Linked DNA regions of Homo sapiens: region 2 is linked to region 1. The links are chromatin contacts, found by Hi-C or POLR2A ChIA-PET in ENCODE. All regions are on one chromosome and are shown on one strand. Each heading gives the region's core, a stretch centred on a gene start or an enhancer-like site at or near the end of the contact. The rest is flanking DNA. Distances are from core to core; before and after follow the strand shown. Region 1 overlaps IGFBP-AS1 (IGFBP5 antisense RNA 1). Region 2 has its middle 100 kb from the start of TESHL.

Region 1 (4,893 bases), core at 2,201-4,700:
AAGCACAGATAAGCAGAGATGAGCAAACAGTGATTGCTGCAGCTCTTCCCCTATTTCTGTGAGGCATCTCAGTGCCCTTCGTATCTCTGGAAGAAATGTCTCATTTGTCTACACTAATCGGAATTATGTTTCTGTTCTCTGCAACCAAACAAGTTCAGATTTAGACACTGGTTCTGTCATGAAGGACAGAGGGGAGGAAGGTCTGAGGATTACATAAGGGTGGAGGTGGCTCGCACCACCTCAGCTCCCATCTAGAACCTCCACTCTTGGCCACATCTTCCAGACTGGGAACGAACAAAACAGAATCCCTACCCAAAACCCCAGGCCCCAGCCTACTCCATGATTGGCATGTAAGAAATGCACAAGGGCCCTAGGACCTTCAAAGACAGGGCAGAGACAGAGAAAAGACAAACCAGGTTTAGTGGGGCACCACCCCTTTCTTGGCAAAAGGAGTACTCCTGGCCACAGAGACTGGGGAGCATAAGAAAACAGTCTGCACTCTCAGCGCTTCCCTCATCTTCTCCAACAGCTGCTAGGGTGAGGGCAGGGTTAGGGCATCCTCCCTCAGGTGGAGATGTGGACAGAGGATTTCTCCAAGGGTAGATTTCACAGGGAGGAGGACCAACCCCAGACCCACTCTAGGTTTCCTCCTGGGACTTTTTTTCCCCTAGGGAAGAGAGTTCCTCATGCATGTGCTAAAATAGAAAGTTGCTTGTTTGTTTTAATTTTTTTTTTTTTTTTGAGACCAAGTTTCACTCTTATTGCTCAGTCTGGAGTGCAATGGCACGATCTTGGCTCACTGCAACCTCTGCCTCCCAGGTTCAAGTGATTCTCCTGCCTAAGCCTCCCAAGTAGCTGGGATTACAGGCATGCACTACCATGCCCGGCTAAGTTTTTTAATATTTAGTAGAGACGGGGTTTCGCCATGTTGACCAGGCTGGTCTTGAACTCCTGACCTCAGGTGATCCACCCACCTTGGCCTTCCAAAGTGCTGGGATTACAGGTGTGAGCCACCATGCCTGGCCCTAAACTTTTTTTAATGAAACATAACAACCTACATATGCAAGGAGCACATGTGATGTGTTGATACATGCATAATAATGTGTAATGATCAAATCAGGGTACGTAGGACATTCATCACCTCAAACATTTACATTTCTTTGACATTGGAAACATTTCAGATCTTCTCATCTAGCTATTTTGAATTGTACAACATATTACTGCTAACTGTGGTCACTCTGCTGTGCTATCAAGCACCGCAACATATTCTTCTAGCTGTATGTTTGTACCCATTAACCACCCTCTCTTCCTCCAACTCCCCACCCTTCCCAAACTCTGGTAATTAGCATTCTACTCCCTACCTCCATGAGATCCACCTTTTAGCTCCCACATATGAGTGAGAACATGCAATATTTGTCTTTCTGTATCTAGCTTATTTCAGTTAACATAATGACCTCCAGTTCCAGCCATTTTGCTGCAAATGAGGACATTTCATTTTTATGGCTGAATAGTATTCTACATGTGTATGTGTTACATTACTTTTAATGGCAAAAATCGCAATTACTTTTGCACCAACTTTATATATATATGTGTATATATATGTGTGTGTATATATATATATAAAATACACATACAGATATATATATATATACATCTCACATTTTCTTTTCTTTTCTTTTTTTTTTTTTGAGACAGAGTCTTGCACTGTTGCCCAGTCTGGAGTGCAGTGGTGCGATCTCCGCTCACTGCAAACTCCGCCTCTTGGGTTCACACCATTCTCCTGTCTCAGCCTCACGAGTAGCTGGGACTACATGCACCCACCACCGCACCTGGCTAATTTTTTTTTTTTTTTGTATTTTTAGTAAAGACGAGGTTTCACCATGTTAGCCAAGATGGTCTTGACCTCCTGACCTCGTGATCCACCCGCCTTGGCCTCCCAAAGTGCTGGGATTACAGGCGTGAGCCACTGCACCCAGCCATGTCTCACATTTTCTTTTTCCATTCATTTGTTGATGGACACAGGTTGATTTCATATCTTGGCTATTTTGAATAGTGCTTCAGTAAACCTTGGGATGTAGGTATTCCTTTGATATACTGATTTCCTTTGGATAAATACCTAATAGTGAGACTGCTGGATCATAGAAAAAACAATTCTAAAATTTGAATATTTGTTTTTAATGATCTTACTAGTAAAGGATGCTAGCAAATCAGCAAATTCTGCTAAGGCAGTAGAAGTCTGCTCAAATAATGTTTCCATTTCCAATGACTCATTAAGTACAATAATTACAACAATTACCATCACTTCTGTTGCCTTCATGCTGTCTATTGATCCACACACTCTGCCCCCAAAACTGCACTAAGCACTTAACAAGGAATTCACATACTAATGAGTGGGGTATCTGCATGACCCCTCCACAGAGTAAGATAAATAAATTGATCTTTTCTTCCATTGGCAATGGAATAATAACAATTTTTACTTTTCTTTTTCCTTGTTGCCATCCATAGATCTATACCCATTAGAAATCACAGCGAGAAAAAGAGCGGCAGGGGAGGAGCTCAAGAAGAGACGAGAGATAGGAAAGAAGCATTATAATTTGGCAAAAATGTGAGTCAGGGAACCTCCCTTTTTCTAACCCCTGGAAGCTCTAGCTGGAGCTCATCTTGCCTCCAGATGCAGAAAGCATATTCTACGCCATAGGGTCACCGTCTACGGCCATATCACCCTGAATGCACCCAATCTCAGAAGCTAAGCAGGGCCTGACCTGGTTTATACTTGGATGGGAGCCACCACAGCATCGCTGATGGAATCTCTAGATTAAGTGGTAGCTGGGTCCAATGTGGGTTTTTGGCAAGAGGAAAATAATAGAAAAGGAAGAGAAAGAGGTGTGTGTTTCTGCTTCTGTTGAAATACTATTTGTCCTTTAAGGCTGCCTGCTCTGTGAAGTTTTCCTCAAATTCTGTCCCATCCCACTCACCCCTGTCAGACTTAACTACTCTTCCTCCATCCTGCCATAAGCATGTGTGATAAGAGAAATCAAAGAGGACTATCAGTCTTCTGTGCATAGTGAGGGTGCGTGTGTCTAAAGCAGAGTGCAGAAATGTCTGCATTTCTTTTCCCCTACTCTCATCAAGAGCTGGAGCTCTTCCCCACTGCCGGCTTTGGCCCTGTAACTTGCTGTGGCCAACAGAACATGTTACATGTATTCTAAGCCTGTCTTCTAGAGGCTTTGCAGGCTGCCCCTTGCCTCCTTGGAACCCTGCCTCTGCCACCTGAGCAAGCTCAAGTCTGCCTGGGAGAGGATGAGAGAGTATGCAGAGAAAGGCTCCAGTCATCCAGGCTATCACTGACCAGCCTGGCCCATCAGCCAGCCTACAAACACTTAAGCAAGTGCAGCCAAGAGCCACAGAGCCCAATCTGATTCAGCAGGCCTGCCCTGCTGGTTTGCAGACTCCGCAGCAGTGATGAAGGAATGTTGTCAGACATCGCTAACGCTAGGGGTAGCTCATCATGCAAAAGCTAACTGATGCAGGTTGCTGGCCCCCTCTAAAAGGGAATGCCAAGAGGGCTGTTAATCTTAGATCTCTCTATATCACTCCTCCACTAATATATTCTTGGGACATTCCTGATTCTCAACCAAAGCTCACAGACTGGAGAGGCATAGGGTGCAATGGAATGGAACTGAAATGTTGATAAAGGGCGGAGCACCCACAGAGCACGCCATGCATGCACTAATGGAACTGTCTGGCTCTTCTCCACATCCCCAGGGCATGAGCTTGGGAAAAAGGTTACCTGATCTCCAATGCCTTTGTCTATTAATTCATTCAGGGCTGGATTAATCCCTGCTCAGCTTCTCCTCCACCTCCCCACCACCCCTGTCCCCAGTCTGGCTGCTCAGATGATGTAAGCAGTAACCAATCTTGCAGTCGGGGCAGTCAGCTGGCTGGCTCACTTCCGTATCCATTAAGGGAAGGCAGACACTTTAGAAAGAACTGGAAAATATTACCAACCACCCACTCCACTCAACTCCCCACCCCTTGCCCCAGTCTCCTCTCCCCGTCACATACACCCTAACCTCAAGAGACTGGAGCTGGAAAGTACTGAAGCCAAAGAAAGAAGAAACTGGAATTGTAGCCCCACAGATCTCATGGGTTGAGACACAAGAATCCTTTGGCATGAGAACTAGTCTTGGGAGAGACGAACCAGGGCTATCTCGAGAGCCCCATCAGCTACCCTCCCCCTCATCCCAGGCATCCTCCCCTCCAGGGGCTTTTCCATTTGGTACCAATGAAATGGGTATTCAGGGGCCAGAATGTCAGCATCAATGGTGGGAAAGGAGCCACACAGAAAATGCCCATCCCTTATTAGAAGTTGCTAGACTCCCTTACAGGGGCACAGTGGGGACCCAAAGTTGATGACTTGAATAGACATGGGCAGACTGAACGTGGTCTGTTTGCTGAGTTCAGGGTTTTCAAAACCTGTCAATAGTTACACTATTTCTCTCAATATCTACTATGAAAGGAGAATTCTACCATTGAAGAGCCAGCCCTTCCTGCTTTGGAAACTTCTGCTCTTTGAAAGTGCCCAGGAAAATGCACAGTAACACCCCCAGATTGGCTCCTCAAAAGCTGTGAGGTCTTGGGCAAGCCCCTTTACCTTTCTAGGCCTCAGTTTCCCTATCTGAAATGTGCAGATAAAAATGCATCCCTACTTCACAGAGTTTTTGAGTAAAACAAAAAAAATGTCAATAAAAGCTGGTTGCACAATAGTTTGTGAAAAATATGTGCTGGACGGGATCTCTGTACTTTCCACTCAATTTTGCTGTGAACCTAAAATTGCTCCAAAAAACAGTTTACTAATTTTTTGTAAATGCTGGACAAATGAGTGTGGAATGG
Region 2 (4,629 bases), core at 1,987-4,486, 180 kb before region 1:
AAAATCAACTCGAGATGGATTAAAGATTTAAACTGAAGACCTAAAACCATAAAAACCCTAGAAGAAAACCTAGGCAATACCATTCAGGACATAGGCATGGGCAAAGACTTCATGACTAAAACACCAAAAGCAAGGCTGGGCACAGTGGCTCACGCCTGTAATCCTAGCACTTTGGGAGGCCAAGGCAGGCAGATCACTAGGTCAGGAGTTCAAGACCAGCCTGACCAACATTTTGAAAACTCGTCTCTACTAAAAATACAAAAAATTAGCCAGGCATGACGGTGCATGCTGGCAATCCCAGCTACTCAGGAGGCTGAGGCAGGAAAATCACTTGAACCCGGGAGGTAGAGGTTGTGGTGAGCCAAGATCGCACCATTGCACTCCAGCCTAGGCAACAAGAGCGAAACTCTCTCAAAAAAAAAAAAAAAAAAAAAGCAATTGCAACAAAAGCTAAAATTGACAAATGGGATGTAATTAAACTAAAGAGCTTCTGCACAGCAAAAGAAACTACCATCAGAGTGAACAGGCAACCTACAGAATGGGAGAAATATTTTGCAATCTATTCATCTGACAAAGGGCTAATATCCAGAATCTACAAGGAACTTAAATAAATTTACAAGAAAAAAACAAACAACCCCATCAAATAGTGGGCGATGGATATGAACACACACTTTTCAAAAGAAGACATTTATGAGACCAACAAACATATGAAAAAAAGCTCATCATCACTTGTCATTAGAGAAATGCAAATCAAAACCACAGGGAGATACCATCTCATGCCAGTTAGAATGGCGACCATTAAAAAGTCAGGAAACAGCAGATGCTGGAGAAGATGTGGAGAAACAGGAACGCTTTTACACCGTTGGTGGGAATGTAAATTAGTTCAACCATTGTGGGAGACAGTGTGGTGATTCCTCAAGGACTTAGAACTAGAAATAGCATTTGACCCAGCCATCCCATTACTGGGTATATACCCAAAGGATTATAAATCATTCTACTATAAAGACACAAACACATATGTTTATTGCAGCACTATTTACAATAGCAAAGACATGGAGCCAACCCAAATGCCCATCAATGTTAGACTGGATAAAAAAATGTGGCACATATACACCAAGGAATTCTACGCAGCCATAAAAAAGAATGAGTTCATGTCCTTTGCAGGGACATGGATGAAGCTGGAAACCATCTTTCTCAGCAAACTAACACAGGAACAGAAAAGCAAACACTGCGTGTTCTCACTCATAAGTGGGAGTTGAACAATGAGAACACATGGGCACAGGGAGGGGGACATCACACTCCAGGGCCTGTTGGGGGTTTGGGGCAAGGGAGGGGATAGCATCAGGAGAAATACCTAATGTAGATTATGGGTTGATGGGTGCAGCAAACCACCATGGCACATGTATACCTGTGTAACAAAACTGCACGTTCTGCACATGTGTACCAGAACTTAAAGTGTAATTAAAAAAAAGAAAAAGGGGTTGGGGGGCTGGGAGTGGTGGCTCACGCCTGTAATTCCAGCACTTTGGGAGGCTGAGGTGGGTGGATCACCTGAGGTGAGGAGTTTGAGACCAGCCTGACCAACATGGAGAAACTCTGTATCTACTAAAAATACAGAATTAACCGCGCAAGGTGGCACATGCCTGTAACCCCAGCTACTCGGGAGGCTGAATCACTTGAACCCGGGAGGCGGAGGTTGCCACAAGCCGAGAGTGCCGTGAGCACTCCAGCCTGGACAACAAGAGGGAAAATCCATCTATTTAAAACAAAAAACAAACAAAAAAAAAACAGACAAACAAACAAAAAAAAAGCAGTGGAAAAGAGGCGTCATCTGTCCAAGCTTTAAAGTTATCTTCAAAATTCAGGGTAGATGTTTCTATGCCCTACTCAGCTGACACAGCTCAGACAGAGGTTTGATTTGATCAATCCTATTTGAAATTTGGACCTTCTCCTGTCCACCAAGAATGTAAGTTGTGTATCATCTTTCCTGGAAGTCTTTCAAAAGTGGTGAGACCTCTAGTTTCCTGGGTTATGCTGAGAGGGGGATTAAGCATCTGGACTTCTGAGAGACCTGCCTGTGTGAGGAGCCTGAAGGGAGACTGCAAGACCATCACCCTTCCCATCCGCCTAGAGCCTTTGCTAAACTGGAGAAGGGGTGTAATATTCTGAGTTTAAGAAAGCAGACTTTCTTTTTTAAAAAAAAGCCCCCACTTTTCCATGGCACAGGGTGCATTTGGGGTCTAGACCAGATTGAATATTATCCCCCAAAATCTATATCCACCTAGAACCTGTAACTGTGACCTTATGGAGAAACAGGGGTTTTATAGATGTAATCAAGTCAGGATGAGGCCATACTCTATTAAGGTGGGCGTTAAATCCAATATGGCTGGTATCCTTATAAGAGGGAACTTCAGACAGAGAGATGCAGACACACAGGAGAGACATCCATGTGAAGACAGAGGCAGAGACTGGAGTGATGCAGCTATGAGCCAAGAACACTGAGGATGCCAGCAGCCATGAGAAGCTGGAAGAGACAAGGAAGGATCCTCCCCTGGAGCCTTCAGACAGAGGATGGCTCTGGCAACACCTTTTGATTTTACAGTTCTGACCTCCAGAATTGGGAGAGCATAACTTCTGTTGTTTTAAGCCACTCGGTTTGTGGTACTTTGTTATGGCAGCCCCAGAAAACTAATACAGCTTCTGATGTCTCTGTGTGGGCTGTACTAAGACAGGGGGCATTGAGACTTGCCTGGCCGTTGTCTGTGGACAGCATCCTGGCAGCACCTAAGTCAAGATCCCTGAGGCCCACCGAGCCATCGTTCTGCTCTGGGTCGCCCCTCATGGCCTCACCCCCTACTGTCTTGCCTTTCATTAAACATGCCCTTGTGAGCAATTGCCTGATTTTATGTCTGTTGCCTTTTAGCGCTGTGTTTTATTTTGGTTTCACATAAATATAGAAGCCCATTTGGAGAGAAGCCTGCCTTGGCAAGGAGGCTTTTGGCAGTTCTGACAGCTCTGCATATCTCTCAAATGAGTTATGAGTGGATGGGGACTGGGAACTGGGGTCTGGGCCTCAGCCACCGCGCCCCTGAGCCCCCACGGTCCTCCCAAAGAAAGCGACCCAACAATTCCCCCATCTTCCTTTCTTTTCCAGGAACAGATAGCCACTTGGCCAGAGCATGACGAAGGAGAGGCTGTCATACACATCCCCCTAAGCTCCCTACTCCTCACAAAATATTTCTTAGATGGTGGTGCAGAGTGTTCAAGCTGCTGTTCTTTGTTCATCAGAAGAGTTCTGAGAAATCTGGCACAGCCTGGTTTGGGGCTACTGGTTCATGGCTAGAAGAGAGGCACATGCCAGACACGTGCTGAGAAATTTTCCCAGGAGACTTGAGAGACTACAGGTGAATGCAGGGGAGGGTCCCAGGCAGATGCCTGAACCAGCAGAGCAGGCCTGGCCCACAGAGATACTGACAGAGTCTCCAGTTCTTAGTGGAGTATTTTTAATCTCCCCACAATGGCTGCTATGCTCTCACTCTCCCAGGAACCCAGAAAATTGCTTCTTCTATAAGTAATAAATAAGGCTGGGAAATGCTGGCACTCCAGGCAAGCAGCAGGGCTGGAAAGAACCTGGGGATCCCTGAGGGCCAGTGGTCTCCAAACCAGGGCATGTGCACTTTAGGAATTGAGCAAGACAAGCCACTGGGGTGTGGGAAGGAAACATTAAAACTTCCAGCTATATTTATTTTGTTCTTAAAGGTAAAAATGAGTTTTACTAATAGTTAACACAAGGATAGAGAGTAGTAAGTCTACATGATTTATCAAAATGCTTGTATTGGGTATGAGCCTCTTAATATTAATTTTGGTTAATTTTGCATCCTAATTGTTAAAACTTGTAGAGTCCACCCTTCTAGTCCAGAGGTTTTCAAAAGGTGTGCTGGGCAGCAGAAGGGAGAGGAAGTCCTGAGTAAGTGAGTGGTCTATTTATTCCCTTCTGGGCCTTATCAGTCAATTCAGCTCTGCCTCTATATGTCCTGTATCCTGAACTTCTGCATTATGATTTGTTTGATGAAAGGGTTCTACTGTTTAAAAAGTTGAACAAAATGACTGAACTATTTCAGCTCCCTTACTTTTCAGATGGGAAAACGAAGGCCCAGAGGAAAAGGGATTGCCCCAAGTCACACAAGTCATTAGAGCCAAGACTAAGTCTACAACCACCTTTCCTGACTCCTCATTCATTGTTTTCTGACTGAATCATGTGTTCTTCACAGCATGCACCCTGTTTGAGTGTCCATACATAACCTGAATAAATCAGAGGGAAAGGGGATGGGTGAGGTGGAGTCTCTCTTCCAGCAACAATCTGGAATCCCAAAAGGGGGCCTTGGCCTCTATGACTGTTCAAATGTAATCTTGCTGCCTGCCGAAGACACCTCCTGAGAGATAAGGCAACATGGTGCCCTGTGCTCAACGCCCATGCTAACAGTCTGGACCACTCAGTCAATCCCTATGCCATTCTACATTGTTTCTCACAGGTGAGGCTGGGTCTCATGTTCCTGGATCCCTGGGATATGAGGGGACACAAATCAGTAACTCCTCAGAGGCCTTCCTCATTGATATGCTCATTTTAAA

The links. A loop is a pair of places that touch in the nucleus more often than their neighbours do. ChIA-PET counts read pairs that join two places held with the same protein, here RNA polymerase II (POLR2A). Pooled maps may share reads with other maps.
Region 2: a loop to region 1 is called in a map of cardiac septum, with 1.8 times the contacts of the local background. The contact joins two enhancer-like sites. A Hi-C loop is called at or near these places in 3 of 168 maps with a recorded cell type or tissue (cardiac septum, esophagus muscularis mucosa and vagina) and 3 of 50 pooled maps. POLR2A ChIA-PET finds 5 or more read pairs at or near these places in 3 of 52 experiments (A549, T-cell and activated naive CD4-positive, alpha-beta T cell).

Annotation. Positions count from the first base shown.
Region 1 is chr2:216,791,413-216,796,305 of GRCh38, reverse strand. All of the region lies in intron 3 of IGFBP-AS1 (IGFBP5 antisense RNA 1), which reads right to left. It also overlaps the pseudogene RNA5SP120. Among named protein-coding and RNA genes, the nearest start is that of TNP1, 66 kb to the left of the region's middle. Within about 2 kb of position 3,450, at least 10 of the 41 ENCODE cell types and tissues checked have a DNase peak (open chromatin) inside an H3K27ac peak, as active enhancers do.
Region 2 is chr2:216,973,263-216,977,891 of GRCh38, reverse strand. No RefSeq gene overlaps it. Among named protein-coding and RNA genes, the nearest start is that of TESHL, 100 kb to the right of the region's middle. Within about 2 kb of position 3,236, at least 7 of the 41 ENCODE cell types and tissues checked have a DNase peak (open chromatin) inside an H3K27ac peak, as active enhancers do.